Regions from separate parts of the Homo sapiens genome. Here region 1 is linked to region 2. Evidence: chromatin loops called from intact Hi-C (ENCODE). Cell type or tissue: endothelial cell of umbilical vein. All regions are shown on one strand. Each heading gives the region's core, and the rest is flanking DNA. Links, peaks and the distances in the headings are about the cores only.

Evidence for each region. A loop is a pair of places that touch in the nucleus more often than their neighbours do. Peaks named below come from ENCODE experiments on the same cell type or tissue, not always from the same donor. Only the 100,000 strongest peaks of a DNase experiment are listed, where the experiment ranks them.
Region 1: a loop joins it to region 2, with 19 times the contacts of the local background. A loop is called at or near these places in 4 of 110 quality-filtered maps.

Annotation. Positions count from the first base shown.
Region 1 is chrX:71,856,554-71,861,929 of GRCh38, forward strand. No RefSeq gene overlaps it. Among named protein-coding and RNA genes, the nearest start is that of NHSL2, 52 kb to the right of the region's middle. In endothelial cell of umbilical vein, for the core only: a CTCF peak has its summit at 3,307 (motif pointing left); no DNase peak of the experiment used is centred there; H3K27me3 peaks cover 145 bases.
Region 2 is chrX:72,124,371-72,129,746 of GRCh38, forward strand. All of the region lies in intron 1 of NHSL2 (NHS like 2), which reads left to right. RTL5 (retrotransposon Gag like 5) reads right to left here. Exons shown (of 1, transcript NM_001405151.1): 1 at 2,740-5,376. Among named protein-coding and RNA genes, the nearest start is that of RTL5, 4.9 kb to the right of the region's middle. In endothelial cell of umbilical vein, for the core only: CTCF peaks have their summits at 2,387 (motif pointing left) and 4,621; DNase peaks (open chromatin) are centred at 1,771 and 2,351.

The sequences.
Region 1 (5,376 bases), core at 250-5,249, 270 kb before region 2:
ATCCGTGAGCAGGAATGTTTTTCCATTTGTTTGTGACATCTCTGATTTCCTTGAGCAGTGTTTTGTAGTTCTTCTTGTAGAGATCTTTCACCTCCCTGGTGTGGTGTGTTCCTGGGTATGTCTGTGTGGCAATTACGAATGGGACTGTGTTCCTGATTTGGCTCTCCACTTGACTGTTGTTGGCGTATAAGAATGTTCGTGATTTTTCACATTGATTTTGTATCCTGAGACTTTGCTGAAGTTGTTTATCAGCTTAAGGAGGTTTGGGGCTGAGACTATGGGGTTTTCTAGATTCAGGATCATGTTGTCTGCAGGCAAACTGTACTATTAAAAGAATGTAATATAGGACATAGGACAAAAAAAAATAGAGGAAAAAGAGGAAAGGATGATCACAAAAGTAAATGTGTTGGTTTCCTCTTGGAGGAGGAATGAGGCTGAGATCAGGCAGAGACACCCCAGGAGCTTTGCGGAATGCTGGTGGTGTTCTCCTCTGTGACATGGGGGTGTTTCTGTAGAGGTGACCTTGATAATCACTGTTAAACAACACACACATATTGTGAACTTCTATGTATGTTACATTTCAAAATAAAGAAAGGCAAAATTGCTAACAACGAATAACACGCATTTGTAGTTAAACACCTCTCACAATCCACAGACATGGAAATAACTGATTAGTTTTCTGTATGTGTAGTTTTCCAGTTTTAAGAATGTCCTACAAATGGAATCACACATTATGTAGCGTTCCATATTTGGTGTCTTTAGCACAATGAAATACATATAACACCTCTAGAACTGCAAAGTACTCTTTCTTGACCTCAGTACTCAATATGTGCTTTCATCACTACACAACAGTTCACTCACAGCCAATTGGTTTTCTAAACTTGTATATATGTATAGTATGCTTTATAAATATCATATAATATTTAACTTTATGTAATTTGTTATATATTGGTAATGGACTTTTCTTAAAAACAGATAGCATTCCTAAGAATACCCAGTACATTTCCACTGCAAAAAAAAGGTACTCCATCATATGAATATATCACAATTAACTGATACAAACTTATGAAAGTAAAAATTTGCATGGTTTCCCCTCAGTATTGTTGAATGGGATGAAAGCTCTATACACTCTTCCTAGGAGACTGCATACACCACCTCCCACAACTCTGCTCACAATTTCCGAAAGTTCATGGACCCCAGGTTGAGAAGCACTGTTCCAGGCCACCTTTCTGTTTTCACAGATGGAGAAATGGAGGTTCTGAAAGGGGAAGTGCTTTTCAGCAGGTTAGGAGAGAGCCAGTTCTTTTGACTCCTCATCTAGTGCTTGTTTTACCTTATTCTACCATCTGTTGTGCCTGTACAGAACTGTACAATACCAAGAGACAACCATCCTGGGTGACCCCAGCACACCACAGGTCCTCTGGATGGAGTAAAGACAATAGCTGCTCCTTCACCCAAGATGCTCTCATGGGTTAATCTGGCTCTAGCTGTAACTGACAGCAAATGGGATATATTATAGTGCTTAGAACTAGTCAAGAGGTTGGGAAGAAGCTGCACCAACTTTGATATCAATCCACATGAGGCCTGCGTATGAGGAGATAGAGTGGTTTCTGCCCTGCTGAAGGACAAAATGGAGACTGAAGAGATGCAGCCTTGAACTATCTGGTGGCCTTGACGTGGCACTGCCCCTCCAGCTCTTAGATTCCTCACTTGCACACTGACCATGAGTTGGCCTGTTAAATTTCTCCAAGAGTTCTTCTAGTTCCAATATTCTGTACTTCTATGATCTTAGAGCAGGAACCATGGAGAAAAAAAATCAGTTGAGGTGTTTGGGTCCTAGAATTATGGACAAAATTATTTTTTCCCTCAAATTTCTTCTAATGGTATGATAGAATTAGCAATAAAGAAAATGTAGTCTAAAGGGATGAAAAAGGCTGGGTGTGCTGCCTCGCACCTGGAATTCCAGCACTTTGGAAGGCTGAGGTAGGAGGATGGCTTGAGCCCAAGAGTTTGAGGCTGGAGTGAGCTATGAGCATGTCACTGCACTCCAGCCTGGGTGAGAAGGTGGGGGCCCTGTCTCAAAGAAAATGTAGATGAAAATTCCCTAACGAGAATCTGAGAAGACCCTTTACTTAAGTAGTAATTTAAAGTAAAGTTTCAAAGTAAGTGGTTCCTTGATTTCTGCTTCTCATTTGCCCTTAAGTAAGTCCTTACAGTTGCTGGACTTCTAAATAATGGAATCAGAGAATGGAGCAGTACTTATCATGGGAAATGCTATTTATCTCTAAGCAGAGGGGTGGCCCCCAGAGAACCAGAGAATAGTTTGTTTGTTGTTTTGTTTTGTTTTGTTTTGTTTTGTGTGTTTGTTTGAGGCAGGGTCTCACTTTGTCATCCAGTCTGGAGTGCAGTGGTGATTTCGTCGGCTCACTGCCAGGCTCTACCTTGCAGGCTCAAGTGATCCTACCCCTTCAGCCCCGCAAGTGGCTGGAACTACAGGCATGCGGCACCACACTTGCCTAATTTTTTGTAATTTTCGTAGAGGCAGGGTTTTGCCATGTTGGCCAGGCTGGTCTCGAACTCCTGAGCTCAAGTGATCCTCCTGCCTTGGCCTCCCAGACAGGCATGAGCCACTGCGCCTGGCCCCAGAGAAGAGTTTTTATTTCATTTCATCAATCGATGAAATAAATAACCACAACATTCTTCCTACTTGACTGTATTAAAGCCACAAATTAGTGTGGAGCCTTCACTCAAGCCACTCTGGAGGAGTACAAGACTAGAAACAAAAGCAGGGGAAACTCATCCTGGGATGGAGGCTGACTTTTTAGGAAAATGCCTCTGGCTTTGCCTATTATTCTGTAGAGGAGTACTTTGTACTTTTACGCTGCTGAAATAGTACTCCATTGTATGAACACACCACAATGTATTGATCCCATCCCATGAAAGTTGCAACAAACAATAAGGCCCCAAAGGGCTGCACACTCCAGCCTGCTATCACTCTGTCTGTCAGGGTCCAGTGCTTTGTGTAGCACATCAGTGGTCTTAGTTGGGCCTGAGGAGAAGAAAGAGGAAGAAAAGAGTTGCTGGGGAAAGCTGTTGGCAAGGTTGGTGTTAAGAAGGAAGTGCCAAGCAGGCAAAGGAGATGCAGCCCATCAGAAGAATTGCCAACCCTGCTTCCACCTTCATTGGCACAAATGGCCCTTTCAATCCCAGCAGCTAACCTTAGAGAAAAGGACAAATTGAAAAGGCATGAAATCACCAGCCGCCGCTACTAGCTTCCCAGCAAACAGCTTAAAACGGCACTGCCCTCACCTGGTCAAATTAATGTATTACATTGAAGGCACATCTTTTTAGATTTTTTTTTGGTCATTTATTTTTCTCCAGTTCTTGGTCCTCCACCTCTGACAGTTAAGTGGATGGGAGGTGACAAATCTCCCCTGAGAAGCTGTATCAAGTTACCAAATTCATGGGGCTCCAGCACAAAATCACAAATTCTGAATGAAAACTTACCATCCAAATATAAAATATTTACTAAAAAGTTAAAATTAATATCACAATTATGTATCATTCCTATGATGTTTAGAGAAATTTATGAGAAGTTGAAAATAAAGCTATTATTATCAATAAACTGATATTACTACTCTCAAGGAGATTTTCTATAAATAGCAAAAATAATTTTGGTTATTCTTCTAGTTATAAAATACTTACCTGTTTAACGCAATGTTATTTCCCTTAGCACTATTTTTTTCTCCGCCTATGGTGGCAGGCAACGTATGGAAAGAAAACATCACAATCTATGTGTATAGTTTAATAAATGATTATCAAGTGCACCTGTACGGGAACACTCCCCTAGGTCCCAGAGGAGAACACCGCCAGCATCCCCCAGAGCCTCCTGGGGTGTCCCTGCCTGAGCTCAGCCCCACTCCTACTGCAAGGGGAAACCAACATCCTGACTTTTCTGATTGTCCTTTCCTTGCTCTTCTCTATGGTTTTATACCCTAAGTATGCATTCTTCAACAAGGTAGGTTAGTGTTGCCTGTCATTTGAAGTTATAGGAATGGAATCATTAAACTTGTCCGTGTTGTTACTTGCTTCTTTCATTCGGTGTTATCTTTGTAAGACTCATGCCTATTATTCAGTAGAGGAGTACTTTGTACTTTCACTTTTTCAGAAAGTTCATAGACCTCAGGTTGAGAAGCACTGTTCCATGCCATCCTTCTCTTTTCACAGATGGAGAAATGGAGGTTCTGAAAGGGGAAGTGCTTTTCAGCAAGTCTGGAGAGAGCCAGGTCTTTTGATTCCTCATCTAGCACTTCCTAGATGAAGTGTTGAAATAGTATTCCATTGTATGAACACACCACAATGTATGGATCCCATGGAAGTTGTAATATTCATTGTTTCCCATATTTGGAACTGGATGATTACAAAAATACTACTCATAAACCCTTGTTGGCACAAGCAAAGGAGTCCTGAGGGGGACGTGTAGGCTGCTAAAAGCACATATTTAAAAGAGTGTATTAGCCTGTTTTCACACTGCTTATAAAGACATACCCCAGACTGGGAAGAAAAAGAGGTTTAATTGGACTTACACTTCCACATGCCTGGGGAGGCCTCAGAATCATGGCGGGAGGTGAAAGCACTTCTTACATGTTGGCGGCAAGAGAAAAGGAGGAAGAACAAAAAGTAGAAACCCCTGATAAACCCATCGGATCTCATGAGACTTATTCACTATCACAAGAATAGCACAGGAAGGACCAGCCCCCATGATCCAATTACCTTCCCCTGGATCCCTCCCACAACATGTGAGAATTCTGGGAGATACAATTCAAGTTGAGATTTGGATGGGGACACAGCCAAACCATATCATTCTGCCCCGGCCCCTCCAAATCTCATGTCCTCACATTTCAAAATTAATCATGGCTTCCCAACAGTCCCCCAAAGTCTCAGCTCATTTCAGCATTAACCCAAAAGTCCACAGTTGAAAGTATCATCTGAGACAAGGCAAGTCCCTTCCGCCTATGAGCCTGTAAAATCAAAGCAAGCTAGTTACTTCCTAGATACAGTGGGCATACAAGTATTTGGTGAATACAGCCATTCCAAATGGGAGAAATTGGCCAAAATAAAGAGGTTACGGGGCCCATACAAGTCCAAAATCCAGCAGGGCAGTAAAATTTTAAAGCTCCAAAATTATCTCCTTTGACTCCAGGTCTCACATCTAGGCCACACTGATGCAAGAGGTGGGTTCCCGTGGTCTTGGGTAACTCCGCCCTTGTGGCTTTGCAGGATACAGCCTCCCTCCTGGCAGGTTTAACGGGCTAGCATTGAGTGTCTGCAGCTTTTCCAGGAGCACAGTGCAAGCTGTCAGTGGATCTACCATTC
Region 2 (5,376 bases), core at 243-5,242:
TGGTACCTGCTGAGGGATCGTCACGCATGCTATGTTTCTTGATCACTTACTTTGTGCTAGAACTGGATCTGTGGGTCGGTTCTTGCTCCAGGGAGCTCTAGGGGAAGGCTCAGAACCAAACTGGCCATTAAATGTCACACGGGCTAGTTAGTTCCCAAAGCTCTATGCTGCTCTAGGCTGGGCTGTGTTGGATGTTAGAATTGCCTAGGGAGCTTTCTAGATGTAGACATTCCTGGAGATTTTGTTTCCAACGGCGTGGGTGCAGGTGGGGAGTAGAGGTTAAGAGCATGGGCTCTGGATGTCAAACTGCTGGGGTTCACAGTCAAACTCGGCAAACAGGGCAAGTGACCTCAAGCCACTTGCCTGATTGGTTTCCTCACTTACAGAATGAACGTGGGGAAGTCACAGCTGTTTCACAGGCAGCAAGATTTTCCTTGCCTTCCTCCATCGCTCAGCCCAGGAGAGGGTTTTTAGGACCCTCGCCATCCTTGTCACCCTTCTACTGTCTTCCTTCCTTCCTTCCTTCCTTTTATTCTGATGTTTTCTTACTCCTGGCAAGCCAAAGGGCTTCTGTGAGGTGCAACTTTGTCCCCTTCCACAGGGCAGCCAGGGCCCCAGGTGGGCCCTGCCCATCTCAAGGATTTCACATTGCTATTGCAGCAGCCCAGGAAAGCATTGGCGCATCTGACAGCCAGGTCAGTCTGTGATTCTGACCGATCTCCTGTCAATTCACATCCTCAGATTTTCATTTTCACAAGCTTCTTCTAAGCCACATCTCCCCCACTTAGGCTTCTGCAGTTGCTTTTCTGAACCTGACTGCAGGATCTCAGATGAGCCCCTAGTAAAGGTCATTTCAGTGCATCCTTCCAGGTTAGGGAGAGTTTTTTGGCCCCTCATTCCCTTTTAGAGGACATTAGAGGACATCTTCTAGTCCTCCAAGCTTTGTACCACCTGCAGATGCCCTTAGCAGGCTGCCTCTAGGTCTCCATCCAGTGGCCCATTTATTCACTCACTTCTTCATTTATGTACCAAACTAGGATTGAGATTCTACTGTGTACCAAGTAGTGTGCTGGGCCCCAGGGACTCAACAGTGACTAGACAGATCAAGAAGCCATGGCCCGAGAGGGGATGAGACTCATGCCAGAGCCCATATAGAGTCAGCAGCAAGGCTGGACTGGAATCCAGGGTTCTTTTCCCCATTCCCACAGTGCTTCCTGCTTCAGGGTTGGGGCAAGGCTGACTCTGTTTGTCTTTTTTTCCACCTTCTCTGGCCATAACACAATCTGGGCTCACCTATCACTACTTGTGATGTCATAAGAAATCCCCTGGGTGCTGGAGACCTTGTCAGGCACCCTGAAGAGTACTGGGGAGTCCTAGTGCTCACTGATGAAGCCCACGACCCCATAACCCTGTTCCTCCCTAGAAGGGGCAGTCAACCACATACTTAGAACTGCCACCTGGCTGGTTCCCCCAGAGCTTCCAGAGATGGTGCACCTGATGCGTGCTTCGTTGCTTTGGCAAAGACCCAGAATCCAGGCAGGTTGAGACTTCAAGCTTGTCAGGAGTCTCTCCTGGGAGATAGCAAGCACGGTGTATTTGAGTTAAGAATGTATATGGGTTTGGGAGTCACGAAGACCTGGAGTCCCCCATATGACCTAATATCTCTGAGATTCAGGTCCCTCAGCTCTAAAAGGAGACAGCATCACCTGCCTCACTTAATTGTGGAGATGAAATGATGTTGGCGAAAGTCCCTGGCACATGGTCAGAAATACCATGGTTTCCTCCCTCCCTCCCTTCCTCTTAAAGGGACAAAGCAAATGTGCCTCTGAAACCAGGGTTTGTTTCCCCCACGGGAATCCTGCAAGCTGGAGGCAGGGGGGGTAGGACAGGGCAGAACTAGGAGACCAGCCTGGCCTGTTAGACAGCAGGGCCAGCGGAGTGGGGGCAGAGAGGTGCTAAGTGTCCCCAGAGCTAATGGGCAGCTGCAGGGCTGTGACAGAGCCACTCACTAGCTGTCAACCTTGGGCCAGTGACTTCTCTCTAAGCCTCAGTGTCCTCATCTTTAAGATGAGGGTAAGGGTAGTTAGTTCTTTCCCCCCAGGATATCATTATCAGAATGAAATAAGATAACAGATGTGAAGTGCCTGGCACAGCACTCAAAAGCAGCAGAGGCTTAATGAATGTTCCCACCCACTTCCCCTGGAAAAAAAAAAAAGTCCAATTCATGCTGGGAAACTTGGGCAAATCCCAGAATGGGATTCAGTTTCTTCTGACCCCACAGTCCGTGAGGAGCCATGAGATCTTGCTTGGAGGGCCTCTTACATGGACTGCTCTGGGGACTTGTGATTCATCACCAGCTAACTCACTGGTATCCCATAGCGCCACCTAGTGCCAAAAAGCGGAAGGGCCCTCCCCAGCCAACCTGGCCTCTTTCTCTTCCTTCACTCAAAGTCCCATGCATGCCCGTGCGTGCCTGTAGGGCTGGGCCACCCATAGTCCCCGGGAGAACGAATGCTATTTTTCAAGATGCCCAGTGCTTCCACTTCCCTCCCAACAATTTCTTCCATCCACAAATGCACAGAACTGTAGACAGGTCCCTTGAGCCTCACCGGCCCTTGGTTTCCTTGTCTAAGGATTTCAAGACTTCAGGGTAGGGTTGACTCCGGCAGGGGACCTTGGAAGTACCCTATGCCTACTCTGTACCCATCTATGCTTGCTCAATAACAAAGAGGCACAATCTTTACACACCCTTTATATTTTTATTGAGGAGAGAAAGCTTTAGCATACAGAGCAGCTTCTTATCTTCACAACACAGTAATGCAACAATAACACATGTATTCCAAAAGGGTTTCCTCCCGAGCCTCTGGGAGACCTTGGGCTGCCTTCATACCCCTGCATGCATCCCCTCCCCCCACCCCTCTTTCAACCCAAGAAAGCTCCCAAAGCCCACAGTTCCTCTTACAGCTCTTATGGCTGTTACATCACAACAAATATTGAAGATCTGGGAAAGGAAGGAAGAGGGTCAAAGGGAAGCCCAAGCCCCTCCTGCCCCAGAGGGTGGAAACCAGCTCACTGCTCATCTGCTCTATCCCTGGCTGTAGCTCTGAGGGTTCAGGGTGAGAAGCACCATGGGAACAGGCAGGACCTGTGCTGAAGGGTCCCTGGAAGTGTGGGTTTAAGGCACCCGTCCTTCACACTTCTCCACAGGGACATGGGGCAGCAGGGCCAGAGTGTTGACCATCAGCAAACAGGGTCCACTGCCTCGAAGAATAGCAGGTCCCCTCGAAGAATAGCAGGTCCCCTTCTGGAATGCACTCTTGAGGAAATCAGATAAAATCAGCTGAAAAACAGACAAAATTTTCTTTACAAAGTTGTTTACTCCTGCCCTGGTGGGGATGGGGAAAACCAGACAATTGAAAGGTCCAACAAATTAGGAGAATGCTTAAATGAATTATTCAGTATGCATGACTGCACAGGTGGCAGCCATTTTAAATCCTGCTGATCAAGAACTGGCAGGGTGATCTCAGCTTTGACAAGACATAGCAAGAACACACTAGAAAGGAAAGCAGCAAAGTGTTAATAGTGCTTGCCTCTGTGTGGTGGGACTCTGAATGGCTGGGGGGTTTTTGTCCTCATAGTTTTCTCTATTTTCCAAACTTTCTTTAATGATTATGTATTACTTTTCTCTTTGGAGAGAGGGGATCTTTTTAAAAGGTAGCAACAGGTTATAGGAATCCAAATCCACTGATCCCCAGGCTGAGAAACAAAAGCGCTAATGAAAAGGGCATCTTACCTCCCACTGATGAATAGAGACCTCACCAGAAACCAGTCAGAGGACTGGGTTTCTCTGCGACTCCTCTTCCTCCAGCTTTTTTCTCTTGCCTCCAGGCCCAAGATCCTAAGGTCCGCCTGAGATTATCGGTCAGACTCCCATGAGGAACAGAGGTTGAATTTACTATGCTTTCTTCCCTTTGGCCACAAACCCTGGCTGCACTTGCTCTGCTGCCAGTCACTGTGCAGAAAGTCCAGTGTCCAGGGGCAGTTCAGGCCAGCAGTGGATTTGGCTGGCATTTTATGGCCAAAACTGACATAGTAAGTGTGTGTTTTTCACTGCAGAAGCAGTGCTTTCTGGACTCAAGGCAAGCAGTGGGTCTCTTTATAAGGGCACCTGAGTTTGTACCTAGAAGTCCCAGGAGTTCCTAGGAGGCAGCCACCCTCTTAAGCTTTACTGTGTCACTGAAGCACAGCAGCAGGCCAGGGGTTGGCCCCCATGAGGGGTCCCAGCTGTGAGGCCACGGTAGGTGCAGCCTTCCTCTCTCCTCTCAGAACTAAGGGTTCCTTGAAATTGAAGGGAGCTCAGAGCAGGCCATGGGCCCTCTCTCTGTCTGTCCCAGAAGGAATGGCCAATCAGGCCTCCTCTGCAACTCCAAGGATAGAAAGTGTCCTGCAAAGACCTTTGACTGGGGGCTGCAGTCCAAGGCCTGGCAAGGGGAGAAGACCACCATCCCTAAGGAAAGAGTCACTCTTTACAATGGCAGAATGATCGTTGCTGCTTCTTTCTCCTCCTCCTCTTCTTCCTCCTTCTCCTCTCCGGAACCCTAACTGGCTACCCTTTAGGCAACATCAAGGAAAGTTGTGGAGCCTGCAATGTTGGGCGCTGTCCACCGGGGGTGCCCAGGAGGGCAATGTGGTGAGAGGAAAGGGCTCCAGATGTGTGGCAAGTCAGTCCAAGAGCCCTGATACAGGAATCTGTGCAAAGGTAAACTCAAGTGCTGTAAGTGGAACCAGCCTGCACAGTCAGTCAAGGGCAAATCTCCGTCAAGTTGTCCATTTGACATGTGGCTTTGCACACTCTCACTGGGCTAGATGTCGGGTCCTCTTCCAGGCCCTCTGCTGGAGGTGTGGCATGAAATGAGTGTAGGATTCTAGGGACATTTCTGGATACCATCCTGCTCACCATCGATTATATCTAGCAACTGGCCTCAGTGGCTTTAGGAGTTCAGGGTAGCCTGTCCTCTTGCTCATTGGGGCAGATCAGTGAGGCATTGGGTGAAGTCCTGGTGGGTCAGTCAGAGAATAAAACTGTAGAACATAGGGTGAAGAAACGCAGGAGAGGTGAGGGTTAGGAACAACCAGAGGGGAAATACAAGAGGGTGACCAGTTCATTTATGGGAACAGGCCCAGAAACTTGCTCTCCAGCTCGTGGCCGGACTGAGCAGAGTACATGCCAAGAGGGCAGCTATTGCTGATCCCTCCTTTCCCAGGTGGCCCTGGTTGGGCACACGTCGCTCTCTGGTCACGGTTGCAAGATGGTCTGGAATTCTGCAGGTCTTCTTCAGGTTCTGCAGGTCTGAAACTCCCTGAAGTCCTGGTCAG